Linked DNA regions of Homo sapiens: region 2 is linked to region 1. A link is a contact called in ENCODE Hi-C or POLR2A ChIA-PET data. All regions are on one chromosome and are shown on one strand. Each heading gives the region's core, a stretch centred on a gene start or an enhancer-like site at or near the end of the contact. The rest is flanking DNA. Distances are from core to core; before and after follow the strand shown. Region 1 overlaps THADA (THADA armadillo repeat containing). Region 2 overlaps THADA (THADA armadillo repeat containing).

Evidence for each region. Hi-C counts contacts between places; a loop is a spot of excess contacts on that map. ChIA-PET counts read pairs that join two places held with the same protein, here RNA polymerase II (POLR2A). Pooled maps may share reads with other maps.
Region 2: a pooled map shows a loop between it and region 1 (1.9-fold over the local background). The contact joins two enhancer-like sites. A Hi-C loop is called at or near these places in 5 of 168 maps with a recorded cell type or tissue (CD14-positive monocyte, aorta, ascending aorta and 1 more) and 8 of 50 pooled maps. POLR2A ChIA-PET finds 5 or more read pairs at or near these places in 5 of 52 experiments (AG04450, HepG2, MCF 10A and 2 more).

Annotation. Positions count from the first base shown.
Region 1 is chr2:43,312,009-43,315,209 of GRCh38, forward strand. The region is part of intron 31 of THADA (THADA armadillo repeat containing); the gene reads right to left. Among named protein-coding and RNA genes, the nearest start is that of LINC01126, 86 kb to the left of the region's middle. Within about 2 kb of position 1,568, at least 8 of the 41 ENCODE cell types and tissues checked have a DNase peak (open chromatin) inside an H3K27ac peak, as active enhancers do.
Region 2 is chr2:43,401,286-43,404,486 of GRCh38, forward strand. The region is part of intron 28 of THADA (THADA armadillo repeat containing); the gene reads right to left. Among named protein-coding and RNA genes, the nearest start is that of LINC01126, 180 kb to the left of the region's middle. RefSeq lists enhancers at 669-918, 999-1,188. Within about 2 kb of position 1,511, at least 5 of the 41 ENCODE cell types and tissues checked have a DNase peak (open chromatin) inside an H3K27ac peak, as active enhancers do.

The DNA of each region.
Region 1 (3,201 bases), core at 318-2,817:
GGCAACAAAGGGAGACCTCTCTCTACAAAATAAAAAATTAAAAACAAAAACAGAAAAACCACTAGGTTGGCATAGTGGCATGCGCCTGTGGTCCCAGCTACTCAGGAGGCTGAGGCAGGAGGATCACTTGGGCCCATGAGGTTGAGGCTGCAGCGAGCCATGACTGTGCCACTGCACTCCAGCCTGGGTGACAAAGCTGCAAAAAAAAAAAAAAAAGAAATCACAGATGTTCTGAGACCCTAGTTGTTGACTAGAACGGTATTTCACTCCTGGGATGAAAATGTGGGTAGAAGGTTTCATGACACGGTTCTGCCACAGACACAACTCTCACATTATATGAGGCCTTTAACTTTGGTCACAGAAATGGACGGTGAATAAGGAGTCAGGAAAGCTCACCCTTTTCACTAACCAGCTGTGTAACCTTGGGTAAGTCACTTAAATTGCTATGATCTCTAAACTAAATTTCTAAAGAATTGTGGGCCTCTGTACTCAGCGCAAGGTTTGGAATTAACAGAGTAAACACCACGTTAACCTAGCAATCTAATAACATACCCTATATTATTCTGACTTCTGAAAGACAGCTAGGAAACATCTGTTATTTTAGAAGCTCACTGTTCCCTGGGAAAGATAATTTTGGCACAAGCAGCAGTTCAGATGACAGTTCCAGTGTTTTGGGGAAAACCAACTAATTTATTGACAACAAAGCCTGTTTTTTTTTTTTTTTTTTCCTCCTCCTTAAAATTTCATAGCTATAGGCCCAGAAATACAAAGTCCCCAGAAGACTCTAAAAATATGTTCTCAATTCCTTTTTATTTCCCACCCAGAGCTGAGAAAACAGCACCAACTGTGTCATATTAAACACATCTGCATCCAACACTGATAAAGTGCATGACCGAGGAACAGATAAGAATTGTTTTCAATTTGTTAAAATGGAAATAGTTAAATTTAACCTAATTAGACTAAATAATCAAAGCAGGTGTTTGTAAGATGCCAGTGTTTGTTTTCATTCTCTGTAACTGTTCAGCTATATTTCCCAGGAACTTAGGTAAAGGAAATTAATATGTCATAAAAATCACTGACCTATTTATTCATGTCACATATGTATTATTCATGTTTTAGGCAGTACAAATACAGGGCATTGTTGAACATTTCTCACAGATTTTACCATTTAAGCATCATCAACATCTAAGCTGGCCTGCAGAGGGGCTTATGTTACCTAACTTCCATTATATAAATACAAGCAGTAATAAATGAGAGCCTGTCTTCTAATCGTACACTGATCTACAGAGCGCACTGACTTGGCATTTAGACTATTTAGGGTTTCTGACTCCACTTGCACAAGCTGGTCACTTTTAAGACATTTAAAAGAAAAATAATAACAATAATAAAAGTTATATTCCAGTTAAAACAAAATGTTTATTGCACTTGGCAGAGTGATGAGATCTGAACTATAAATATCAACTAACAAAGAAACCACAAAATGTAGTCACCAGCAGCCTGGTATTAGGAAGTGTTTTGTGCAGTGGCCATAGGTCCACTTTCCAAGGGAAAAAGGGCAGGTGGCTGCCCGGGAGCAGTCAAGCGTGCTCTTTCTAATAACACGCTCCAGTCCTGGGTAGGCTCTCGTATTATTCCACACACCCTCAGGATGGGAAACAGAAACACAAGCAAGAAAGGCCCCATAAAAGCCTGTGACGTGGAAGCTCCTGAAAAGGGGGTCCCTTCTCTGTGGCCTGGGCATTCTGCAGCAGGGACAGAAGCCTGGGAAGTTGAGTCCACGAAGAGGGTTCTCGGACTCCCTTCCCTAAGCGAGTGACTGATGTTTCCTGACTCTGGCCCTGGTTGTGCCGTGAGGCCACAGTGAGGGCAGCTGGAGAGCTCAGGATCTGCCACCTTAGCACACATGGGATGTTAGGCACTTCTCGCTATGCCTCAGTTTCTGTGGTCTCATGAAGGAACATTAGTACTTTCTTCATTAATGCACATAAAATGCTTGGCAGTGCTTGGCATAGAGATAGATGCTCAATAAATGTTGGCCACTATTATTATAGCCCCCTACAAACAAGGAGGATGAGATTGAAAACAATGTTTCCTAAAAATGAGGGTATAATGGGCATCCTATCCATATTTCAGGGGTAGGAAAACAGCCTTCTGAGATCATTTATATGAAGGGTATGGATGGACAAATCCTTATCAGCCTAAAATATTCCTATCTATGATTGCTATGTCATTTCTTTAGGATTAATCAATCCTCTTCATGAGTCATATTTCAATATATTACACATACACATAATTATAAAAGAACCAAGTTGCATAAAATTTATAAAATGGAGACTAGGAAAGGAAAAACCCGCTCATAAAACCCAACAAGAGAGCTTAAAATGAAAGTCTGAAAGTGCAGGTAGGTATTTGTTTAAATACTTGGTAAAAGAAAATGTTCAATTCAGTAGCTGTGACAGACACAATTTTAAGGGGTGTGGGCATAAGAGAAACAGAAAGTCCATCTGTCAAAGGGGTAAATATTTAGTCAAGTCTTAGATAGTATTTCTGTAAACAGAAATTTCAATGGAAAATTTCCAACCTGAGAGCAAATAATTTAAGATGGGTTTAATATAAGAATTAAAGCTCTCGTCTCCATGTCGCTGCCCAGCCTGAGACCCAGCCCTCTGAGTCCTTGTGGCAGTTCGGCTTTTTCTTTCTTGTTCCCTCAACTACAACTGGACACTATAATTTTCTTTCCATTCCAGCAGGAAACTGATATATACTAACGATGACAGCTGGATTCAGAAGAGGAAAAAGAACACAGGGGACAGAGAGTCCTTGTGGGTTTAAAACTCAAAACAAAACCCCCAGATTTGAAAATTTTAAAACCTAGTTAATGGCTGAGGAAACCTCAAATGATTGGGAAGCACTATGATAAAAGTTTGAATTACATAAAACACATCATTATCTTAAGCTTTTCTAATAATCTTCTCTGCCTTTCTCCTTCACTGTTTTTCTCCTTGTTTATGCCCCTAGCCCTTCAACGTGGTTCTAAGACATGTCAGAGGTAGGAACAGCCTTCCAAGGCCATTTACAGAATAGGACTGGAGAGGGGATGAGCAGATGCTCCTCCATCCAAAAAAGTTTCCCTGAAATTGTTATTACTTCATTTCCTTTGGAATAATCAATCCCTTTCAAGATTCATATTTAAATACATTT
Region 2 (3,201 bases), core at 261-2,760, 89 kb after region 1:
TTTCTTTTTTTGAGACAGAGTCTCGCTCTGTCACCCAGGCTGGAGTGCAGTGGTGTGATCTCGGCTCACTGCAAGCTCTGCCTCTCAGGTTCACGCCATTCTCCTGCCTCAGCCTCCCGAGTAGCTGGGATTACAGGCGCCTGCCACCACGCCCAGCTAATTTTTTTTATTTGTAGTAGAGACGGCCTTTCACCGTGTTAGCCAGGATGGTCTCGATCTCCTGACCTCGTGATCCACTCGCCTCAGCCTCCCAAAGTGTTGGGATTATAGGCGTGAGCCACCATGCCCAGCTGAGACATGATACATTTTTAATAGGAATACTTGCATCACACAATTGTACAGCACTTGACAGTTGATAAAACACCTGCACACCTGTGATCTCTTTACTATGCAACATTCCTGTAGACAAAAGGGCATTATAAACCTAAATTAACAGAAGAAAAATAAAATGAAGCTCAGAAGGATTCAGTGAAAACTCTGAGGGCTAAGTGTAAGCAATGCTCACGGCAGACTGTGATCCAGAGCTCTCTGGCTACCCAACCTGTAGCTCACACCTGGAAATCAAGGGAGCATAAAAATATCTCCTAGCTAACAAAAACACAAACTGTAATTTACACATATTTGGAAAATTTCTAAATGAGTGGTTTTTTGTTGTTTTTTTTTTTAAAAAAAATTTTAAGGATCATGAAAATATTTCAGAAACTAATGTAAACTATGGACTCTCTCACAAGAGGAATATATTTATGAACATATGCACACAATTTCCCACACAGTTTCAGGTTCGTGACACACATCCAAAACCCTTGTGGGGGGAGTTTCCCAGACCCAGGTGGAGAACCTCCTGCTGCTCCTTTGCATACATCAATGACCACACGATGTGGCTGTCAGGTTTGTGTTCTGCTGCATGTGACACAGCAGTGAAGAACACTGCTCACAGGGAACCACCAGCTTAGAGGCGATATACAGCCTGCTCATCACAAATCGGTGGTACCCATGCAGACATTCACAGCCGAAGAGTGGCACAGAAAAGTGAAGTGGGAGGCAGAGCTGAGACAATTTTCTGCAACAGATGAAGGATCTTCAAATGAGGGTGAAATACACACTTGGACTTAACACTTGAGGAACCAAGAAGAGTTCAGAATGCACTATTCTCAGCAAAAAAAGGACCATTCTGCTGAGATCATGCTAACTTTACCACCTTTAACAGAGTGGGGGCTAAGCTTTTTCTAAGTGTTCTCCTCTCATATCTACTCTCACAATCTGTTCTTTTTTTCTGAAAGGTTTCAAAGGTAAGTGGCTATACATCACCAAAACTGTCTCTGCCCACACACATCCGTAGGGACATCTACTGAGTACCTAGCACAGCACACACTTGGTCAGGTACCAGAGAACTGGAGAGAAAATCACTGCCTAGGCCACAAGCAACCTACAGTCTAGTGTGGAAGACAGAAGAACCAGCCAATGATTCTCAGGCCATGAGAAGTAAACACAAGCTGCTGCTGCTGTGTAAGTGTGACTCCTGTGTGTGGGAGTACTAGTCTAGGTGATCATGCCCAGCTCTGCCTAAGTGGGGAGAGGCGGCGGAGAGGCAGAGAGCGCTTGGGTTTGGCAAGAAAGAAGTCCTTTCCCAGGCCTGTGCCTTTCCCTGTGTGAACCCAAACTGCCCCTCAGGGCACCCAGACAAAAGGAAGGAAACTGAGATTAAGTCACTAGTATGTGCCAGGACTGGCTATGTGCTTTTGATACACTATTTTAATTATTTCATTAATCTTCATTCCAAGGTCAGTGTCATTAACCTTATTTTAAGATGAACAGAGTGAGGTGTCCCAGCATACTTTGGGTCATAAAACTAGCATAAAGCCTGCATTTTAATTAGGGTCTGTCTACCTACAAAATTCAGTCTTTCTAAGACTTTACAACGCAGTTGCCTCAAAATCCCCAGAGCCTTGGAAAAGCCGAATGTTTCCAAACATTCAACCTAATCACACTGAGGTATGAACAACTTAGAGAACCAATCAGTCTCTAATTTGTAGACCGTGAAGCAGAACAACGAAGATGATGCTGATAATAGCTAACATCTCCTGAACACTTATTAAAGACCAGGCTCTATATGTGGTACCTCATTTAAATCTGACAAGCCAGAGTGGCTGAAAGAAACTTTGTAGGCAATGTTGGGGAGGTATTTTTGAACTGAGGGAACTTTAAGGCTCAGTAGCACTGGGCGAGTCCCTGCATGTCACAGGAACCAGAGGCTTCAAAGTCTCCAAATGGCTTCAGGATCCAGCCAATATCCCCTTCCATCCTACCTCATTAACATAATTAACATTCCCCCAGTTCCTCCCCATTTCCTGGCCCACCTCCAGCCCTGATTCTTATTTTTCAGGTGAGGCTATACCATATGCAAAACAGAGGCCCCAAACTTCTGTCAATGATGAAAAGGACCATCCACTTGCTCTAGATGCCCCTACTTAACCAAGCGGTTTGCATCTTCAGAGCTGGTATGAGTTCAAAAAAGCTATGTCTGACCCTGACCCCACACCCCCAACACACCCCCTAAAACCTCTCACTAAAGTTACTCAAGAATGCCAGCCATGCCATTATGGTCTGTTTGTCCTACAGCACAGCTGTCAGCTCCTGGGAAATGGTCATCTACTGACAACCCAAAGTTGAGACAACCCTATTTAATAGGCCATCTCTAAAGGCTGGGTGACACACAGCAGGCTGAAGCTCTGGATTATACTACCTTCAAAAAATCTTTTTTCTATGTATGTTTTGGCAAGCCAACTAGTGCCTTTGCACATTTCAGTTCATTCTCACTAGAGTAATGTCCTTTTACTCTTGTACTTTTACTCCTGTACTCTTGTAATGAAGAGGGGAACTCCTCTTCATCTTCTGAACTATGCTAAGGTATTACATTTTTGTTTAGAGACAGGGTCTCGCTCTGTCACTCAGGCTGGAGTTCAGTGGTTTGATCATAGCTCACTGCAGCCTTGAATTCCTGGGCTCCAGTGATCCTCCCACCTCAGCCTCCTGAATAGCTGGGATTACGGTTGGGTGCCACCAGGCCTAGCTAATTTTCTTTTTCTTTTCTTTTTTTTTTTTTTTTTTAAAGTAGAGACAGGGTCTCATACACCTGGCCTGAAGTGCTCCTCCCACTCTGGCATCCCAGAGTGCTGGGATTATAAGCATGAGCCACCATGC